2 separate regions of the Homo sapiens genome follow, and region 1 is linked to region 2. Evidence: read pairs that join two places in POLR2A ChIA-PET (ENCODE). Cell type or tissue: GM12878. All regions are shown on one strand. Region 1 overlaps TAB2-AS1 (TAB2 antisense RNA 1). Region 2 has its middle 63 kb from the start of TAB2-AS1.

What was found. ChIA-PET counts read pairs that join two places held together with the same protein. Peaks named below come from ENCODE experiments on the same cell type or tissue, not always from the same donor. Only the 100,000 strongest peaks of a DNase experiment are listed, where the experiment ranks them.
Region 1: POLR2A ChIA-PET joins it to region 2 with 6 read pairs; 2 of 35 experiments call an interaction of 5 or more read pairs at or near these places.

Annotation. Positions count from the first base shown.
Region 1 is chr6:149,244,801-149,248,800 of GRCh38, reverse strand. The region is part of intron 1 of TAB2-AS1 (TAB2 antisense RNA 1); the gene reads left to right. It also overlaps a transcript of TAB2 not described here. Among named protein-coding and RNA genes, the nearest start is that of TAB2-AS1, 11 kb to the left of the region's middle. RefSeq lists an enhancer at 1,715-1,764. In GM12878, no CTCF peak of the experiment used is centred here; a DNase peak (open chromatin) is centred at 1,870; H3K4me3 peaks cover 668 bases; H3K27ac peaks cover 556 bases.
Region 2 is chr6:149,192,534-149,196,533 of GRCh38, reverse strand. No RefSeq gene overlaps it. Among named protein-coding and RNA genes, the nearest start is that of TAB2-AS1, 63 kb to the left of the region's middle. In GM12878, no CTCF peak of the experiment used is centred here; no DNase peak of the experiment used is centred here; H3K27ac peaks cover 279 bases.

The DNA of each region.
Region 1 (4,000 bases), 52 kb before region 2:
ACAGGCCCAGGGCAGGGACAGCAGCACTGGGGGGCTGGTCAAGGTGAGCCTCACGGGGCTTCACTCCCTTTATAGCAGACCTCCAGAAAATTCCTGACTTCTCTTGCTGACGTTATTTTCCAGAGGGCACAGGAAGAACTAGGGAAACTACTCCTGTCAATACTTGTAAATGACCAAGTGCATACAGTGCTACTTATGACCACCTTGGGAGAAAGAGTGTGCTGGCCAGTGGGGAGACTCAGATGTGAACAATTTTCACTGAACTCTAAATGTGTAGAATGCTTTTCTTTCTTTCTCTCTTTCTCTCTCTCTCTCTCTTTCTTTCTTTCTTTCCTTCCTTCCTTCTTTTCTTCCTTCCTTCCTTCCTTCCTTTCTTTCTTTTTCTTTCCCTCTCTGTCTCTCTCTTTTTTTGACATAGTCTCGCTCTGTCGCTCAAGCGGGAGTACAGTGGCACAATCTCAGCTCACTGCAACCTCTGCTTCCCAGGTTCGAGCAATTCTCCTGCCTCAGCCTCCCAAGTAGTTGGGATTACAGGCGCCTGCCACCACGCCCGGCTAATTTTTGTATTTTTAGTAGAGACGGGGTTTCGCCATGTTGGTTAGGTTGGTTTTGAACTCCTGACCTCAGGTGACCCACTCACCTCGGCCTCCCAAAGTGCTGGGATTACAGGCATGTGCCACCATGCCTGACCTTAGAATGTTTATTTCTTTCTGTCTTTTATTTTATTTTACTTTAAGTTCTAGGATGCATGTGCAGAACATGCAGGTTTGTTACACAGGTATACATGTGCCATAGTGGTTTGCTGCACCTATCAACCCACCATCTAGCTTTTAAGTCCTGCATGCATTAGGTATTTGTCCTAATGTTCTCCCACCCGCTGCCCCTACCCCTCAACAGGCCCTCGTGTGTGATGTTCTCCTCCCTGTATCCCAGCGGATTAAGATGCTCATTTCTTAAAATTCAGGGGAAAGATGGACACTACCGGTTCCGTGGCCCAGGGTTTTGGAAGAGGCGGCCTCCGGATGACTGGATGCACTTCTCCCTGGGACTCACCCTGTGTCGTTACAGCTCGAGCTTACTGAAAATAACAGACAGACACCTCCACTTGTCCCCTCCAACAGAGTGGCTGCACTGGCAGCTCTCTAATGAGTTCTAACCCCATAGGGGCAGTTATGAAACTGATGCAAAAAGGATACAATCAAGATAGAAGTCAATAAGGAGCACAGAAGGCATGAGTAAGACTTGCATCAGAGAGGCCAAAACCCAAAATGCGCTGGGGGTTGTGGGAGCGGCTGAAGAGCCTGGAGAAGCCGCTTATAGTCATTTTAAGTCAGATTAAAGGAGTGTGTTTGGCTGACGAGAGGACCCCATGCTTGCATGTATGGAGCCTTATCTCAGCTTCCATACCTACAAAGGGGACATGATTGGTGTCTACCCCAGAGAGTGGTTTTAAGAATTAAACAAAATGACGTGTGTGAAACTCTTGGAACAGTGTCTGGTTCATGGCAGGAGGTGTCCGTGACGTGCCTGAGGCCATTTGTGTGCTTACCTGTGTGTTTCTGTAAAGCAGACCCAGTGCAGGGCACCAGGGATGTGGTGGGAGCCACACGGGATGATGACGTTCCTACCCTCAGGGAGCTCACACTTACGAGGGGGCAGTAGAGGTTGGGAGTGGATAGCCTTGGAGGAGAGGGGTGGGGGTTGTCGGGAAGAGGGAGGGCTTACCTGAGCAGGAGCTGTTGAAACTGCAAGGGAGGCGGCTGGGTGGTGAGGGCAGAGCAGCAGCAAAAGGTTGGGGATAAGGAACTGAGAGTGGGCCCTGACTGCTGAACAGGGACTGCTGTGGCAAGAGGCTTGGAGGAAGCAGAACTCAGGCACTTTCTGTTTGGTTTTAGTCTTCCTTGACAAACAGAATCAATTTCAGATGAAAACGGCTTCAATATTGCAGAGAGGAAATCAAAAGAGCAACTTAGCCGAGTGTGGTGGTGCATCTGTAGTCCCAGCCACTCAGGAGGCTGAGCTGGGAGGAGGGCTTGAGCTCAGGAGTCCGAGGCTGCAGTGAGCCGTGATTGTGCCACTGTGCTCCAGCCCGGCAAGAGAGCAAGACCCAGGCTCATACAAAAAAGAGCGCCCAGCTCTTCTGAATCTGACCTGGCCCCTCCGCCTGAGCCCTAGGTTCCCGCCTTCCTTGGCCCTCTCATGTTGACTGTCACGACTTAACAGCCCAGTCCAGGAACACCTGCGGTGAACTTGGGATTTCTTTGACATTTCAACTGTTATTTTAAAAGGCTATGGTCGAATAGAAAACAACATAAGACCTTCTGATTAGCGGTTTTAGAAAAAGCTTTGTTTCGATGGTGCAAATTAGGTAGGTGGAGGAAATTATCCATGAAGACTGGAGTTTACATTTTCTGGAAATTGTTTCATGCAGTCTTCTAGGGAAAACAGAGTCCTGTAAAAAGTAGCCTATTGAACACAATTTGAAATTTTAGGCCTGAACAGACCATTTGCTTTTAGGAGCAAATGCTAGGGAGCCATTTCCCTTGAAGGTAGAAGTGGGCCTTTGGTAAAAAGTCCAATAACCGGCCGGGCGTGGTGGCTCATGCCTGTAATCCCAGCACTTTGGGAGGCCAAGGCGGGTGGATCATGAGGTCAAGAGATCGAGACCATCCTGGCCAACATGGTGAAACCCTGTCTCCACTAAAAATATAAAAATTAGCTGGGCGTGGTGGTGGGCGCCTGTAGTCTCAGCTACTTAAGAGGCTGAGGCAGGAGAATTGCTTGAACCTCGGAGCGGAGCTTGTAGTGAGCAGAGATCGTGCCACTGCACTCCAGCCTGGGTGACAGCAAGACTCTGTCAAAAAAAAAAAGTCCAGTAACGACTGTATAATTTTTAAAGTGTAAACGCAGAGGAGGGAGAAATGTATAGACAGAAGTATTTGTTTCAGCTTTGCTTGAAGAGGCAGAATCTGGAAACCATCCATCTGTAGGGGAATGGTACAAAAGTGATGGTATGGATTACTGTACGATTCTCAGTAAGATGATGCTAGGGGGTTGTCCATGAGGTATTATTAAGTGAGCAAAGCAAGCCATGGAATAAAGAGTGCATTGTTTCCATATCTGTATAAACAAACAGCAAAACACCCTAATTTTGCCCACATGCATCAATATCTAGTTGTATAAGCGTGGACAGAGGGACTATCTCGGTGAAAAAGAATGAAGGAATTTCAGGAAGAGAAATAATTTATATAACCATGAGTTGTTTTATTTAGTATAAATAAATACATTAAAGAAACAATTTAAATCATATATCAAAAGGAAGAAGAAACAAGGAAAAATGTCATGGTAATTTTACATCCTATTCTATAATATAAAACTACATTTTAAAGTTATCTGATATGAGAAAAAAGTATCAAACCTCTCCCCTCCTGAGTCTTTGGGAGAAATAAACAGCACACCATAGTGATTTGATGGCTGCAAGTCCTCTGGTCACCACTACATGTGCCCAGGTTGCTCTTAGCCCACCTCTAGAAGCTACGGCTAAGGTTCAGATCTCCTCTACTTTCCAAAACTTGGGTCTTTAAGCCCTACTGAATCTGAATGTCATGCTCTGTCACTTCACAAAACCTATGGCCCTGACCCTCTTCCAAAAATGTTGCTTCTCACCTGTCTGGCAAACTCTTAGCATCGTGGTTATGAGTGTGGATGCTGTCACTGAGTGCCTGGGTTTAAACTCCAGCTCAGCCCCAAGGTAGCTGCTTGACTTGGGCAAGTTACTTGATCTCTCTGTGCATCATGAAATGGGGATAGCACTGATATCTAAACTTGAGGTCTTGAGAGAATTAAATGAGTTAATACATCTAAAACTGTGTACAGATGGCAGCAGCATCTGCCATATCTTGTTGTTTTTTTTTTTTTGAGATGAAGTCTCCTGCAGTCCCCAGGCTGGAATGCAGTGGCGCTATCTTTGCTCACTACAACCTCCACCTCCCTGGTTCAA
Region 2 (4,000 bases):
ACAGCTATCCCACGGGCTACTGGCTCCATGTGTCTTTTTAGTTAATAGTGATGCCTGAATACTCACCATACAGACATTTCAACTGTCCTGCTTCTTCCGTCCTTCATCCCCTGAGCTGGTCAGGTGCAGCCATGCTAGCCTGTGCTCCATCAAGCCTTGCCTCAGTGGGGTAGACTGGCTGTGTTCCAGAACCACACTTCAGTAGGATTAATGTGACTGTAAGAGGCGCCAACTGAGAGTGTGTCTTTTCCCTGATATGGACCGAGCTGTCAGCAACACAACTGGCCAATTGCAAGGTGGCACCCAGAATATCTAGGCAGGCTCTCAACATGTAATTGTGAGGATTTGGAATTAGTATGTTACTCTTGATTCAGCCTGATTGCTTTTCCCAGAAACAGCTATTTCCAGGCAGACCAGACTCAAAGAGATTTCTAGGAGATGTTTTGTCTTCATCCCCAGGGAAACTGGGGCAGTTTTACCTTTCCCTTCTTTGGGGTAACTCAGCCAGCCTTTTCCTCAAGTATTTTCTTTTTGAATCTTGGGGATGGTTATGGTGATAACAGTACCTACCTTGTAGCATTGTTAAGAAGATTTAAGAAGGTACAAGCTTCTCTAAATTTTATGGACATTCTTCAGTATGCATGTTTTCAAGGCCTTTTCTGCACATTATGCATATTATTTGTGCATGTTTTATAAACTTTCTTCAAGCCCTTTTATGAGGAGCTTGAGGCCAAAGCAACAAAGAAAACACATAAACACCAAAAAGCTTGTTTTCTTTAAAAGGTCCAGACTTTAGAGAGTCCAGCTCCAAGTTTTAAGACCACAGACTGAATTCTCATTATGGCATTCAGATCAAATCAATGGCATATCTAGAGTTGGAGTACACAGGCCCTGAAATTGCAAGGATTTGAAAGCTACGTATTGAGAGACCCAAAATGTGTATGGATGCTTCTAACTGAGGGGCAGTTTTCATTATATTTCCAGGGGTGCACTCAACTACAGTTTTCGTTCATCAGATTTACATATCTTCCTCAAAAAAACAAACTTCCACTGTGTCTTTTAGTAGTAGCCAAGCCTGTGCCTTCATTCTGCTTTCATTAAATCATTTGCTCAGTTGGCGTTCTGTAGCTCTGAGCTTTACACTGATAAAAGCTGAAACTGAAAACCTACTCGGTAATCAGGTGGTAGACTGGGACTGTATTAACAACTCAAAATGAAATGTGCTTGGGGGTTTTATAGCTTTAAGTCCAGCTTTAAGTTTTCATGAACTGGGTGAATCCTGCTTTCTGGTAATGGGTACAGGCACAGGTGGTCAAATGACTATGAGAATCGCCAGGAAGTTTACAGCAGGACAGGGCATTCTCTCCCCTGCTTTGCAAAGGGGGTTATTGTTGTTAAAATTCCTTGGGACTTGGATTGCACCATTTGAGTACTTTATCATCTCAGTTCTGAAATGAAATCTCTTGGGGAGCGGAAGGACTGAAACCTTGGCTGGCAGCAGTGATGAAGGAAACGGGCCCTCTTACCAGCTCGATGGGTGAGGGGATTTACTGCTGGTGTAGATAAGATTCGATGTAGTTAGACATTGTCAACACATCCTGGTGTAAATGCAGTGCCCTTCCTTGACTTTCCCAAGGGAAAAACAGAGCTCATGACACTGACTTTCATTTCTCAACAACAGTATTGAAAACATCTTCCTTGTAAAGGCAGCTGAGACACTGGTCTTTAAAGGTCTTCATTGCTGGGCAGACTTAAGAATGTAATCTGATGTGCAGTGTTATCATGTATATGTGGACATGTTTACAAGTGCATGTATTATTTTATTTTAATTTTAATTTTTATCATTTCTTTTGAGATGGAGTTTTGATCTTGTCACCCAGGCTGGAGTGCAGTGGCATGATCTTGGCTTGCTGCAACCTCCACCTCCTGGGTTCAAGTGATTCTCCTGCCTCAGCCTCCTGAGTAGCTGGGATTTCAGGTGCCCGCCACCACGCCTGGCTAATTTTTTGTATTTTTAGTTGAAATGGGATTTCACCATATTGGCCAGCCTGGTCTTCAACTCCCGACCTCAGGTGATCGGCCTGCCTTGCCTCCCAAAGTGCTGGGATTACAGGTATGAGCACCCGGCCACCTGTATTATTTTAAGTGTAATTTTGCACACAGAGCAAACGGGGCATATCTGCAGGAAATAAGTATTTACTATTTGATGGTATTGGTATCAGCTTAGATTATAATGACAGTGGCTCCAGGATCTCGCAAAGGAAGGAATGAACTAAGCTCCACGGTAGCCATTTTTGTGCTTGGCTTTGAGTTGGTTATTTATTCACTTGATGATCATTCTTTCATTCAACACTTTGCACAAGCATTGTTTGTGCAGGCTGGGTACTGAAGACATACCTTGAAAAGCACAGATTGTCCCATTAAGAGATTATAGCAGTATGAGAGAGACAAAATGAACAGGTATTTGCTACATAGCAGGAAAGGGGGGAGGTGAACACATCGGAGGGTCTGAGTCTCAGGGCAGAGAGCCTAGGAAGAAGAAAGAGTCCTGCAAGAAATGACCACAGCTTTATATTACAAAATTTGGTGGCACAAGGCTAACTCACTGTCCATCTTTCATTCCATTTTTTTTAATTTCCCTATTTTTTATGTTCATTCTTCTGCATGAACTTTGTATTATTTTTAATCAAATTCCAATTTAGACTACATCAAACTTATAGACTCATTTAGGGAAAATCACTCTCACTTTATCAGGATTGAATTTTCTTATATAAGAAAAAAATGTACTTTTCTCTGTTTCTTTCTTATCTTTTAAAATGACTTTTAGTAGAGTTTTATCAATATATGTTGCACACTTGTCTTTTGTTAAGGTTATTCCTAGGTATATTCCCTATTTTTTTTTGTTTTTGTGATTGGCTTTTTTTCCTCATTATTATTATTATTATTATTTTATTTTTTTGAGATGGAGTCTCACTCTGTCGCCCAGGCTGGAGCACAAAGGCATGGTCTCAGCTCACTGCGACCTCTGCCTCCCGGGTTCAAGCGATTCTCCTGTCTCAGCCTCCCAAGTAGCTGGGATAACAGGAGCCCGCCACTACGCCCAGCTAATTTTTTGTGTTTTTAGTAGAGACGGGGTTTCACCATGTTGGCCAGGCTGGTCTCGAACTCCTGATCTCGTGATTCATCTGCCTCAGCCTCCCAATGTGCTGGGATTACAGGCATGAGCCACCACACCTGGCCTTTCCATTACATTTTATAACTGATCAATTGGAAATAAAAGAGCTAGTGACATTGGATATTTATTTTTTACCTGGGCATAGAACGATCCCACCAGACACAGGTAATTCCCCTCTTATTTACTCGTTGCCTTAGGTCAAGTTCCCTGGGAAACAGACTTGAAGTTGGAGGTCTGTGTGCAGAAGCTTTATGGGAGTGTTCCCTCAAGAAAACAGCCATGAGTGGCTGGGTGCGGTGCTTATGCCTGTAATCTCAGCACTTTGGGAGGCTGAGGCATGTGGATCACCTGAGCTCAGGAGTGTGAGACTAGCCTGGGCAACATGGGGAAACCCTGTCTCTACAAAAAACATAAAATTAGCCAGGCATGGTGGCATGCGCCTGTAGTCCCATCCACTCAGAAGGCTGAGGTGGGAGGATTGCTTGAGCCTAGGAGGCAGTGGTTGCAGTAAGCTGAGATTGCACCACTGCTCTCCAGCCTGGGAGAAGATAGACATTGTCAAAAAAAAAAAAAAAAAAAAAAAAAGAAAAGAATGAGGGGTGAGGGAGGGAGAGGGAAGCAGGATTGGGAGAGGGAGAAATGAACCGCAGCAAATTTGCAACAGGGACCTCAGCTGCTCCCACAGGGAGCTCCAGAGCTGAGATGGTCCTTCTGAGTTGTCCTGAATTAGGGTAAGGAGGCAAGGCCTTTGTACCCCCACATTAACCCCTCACTGGAGGTGGGTTACCATGGAGGAGGGGATGTAAACTTGGGCCAGGCAGTTCC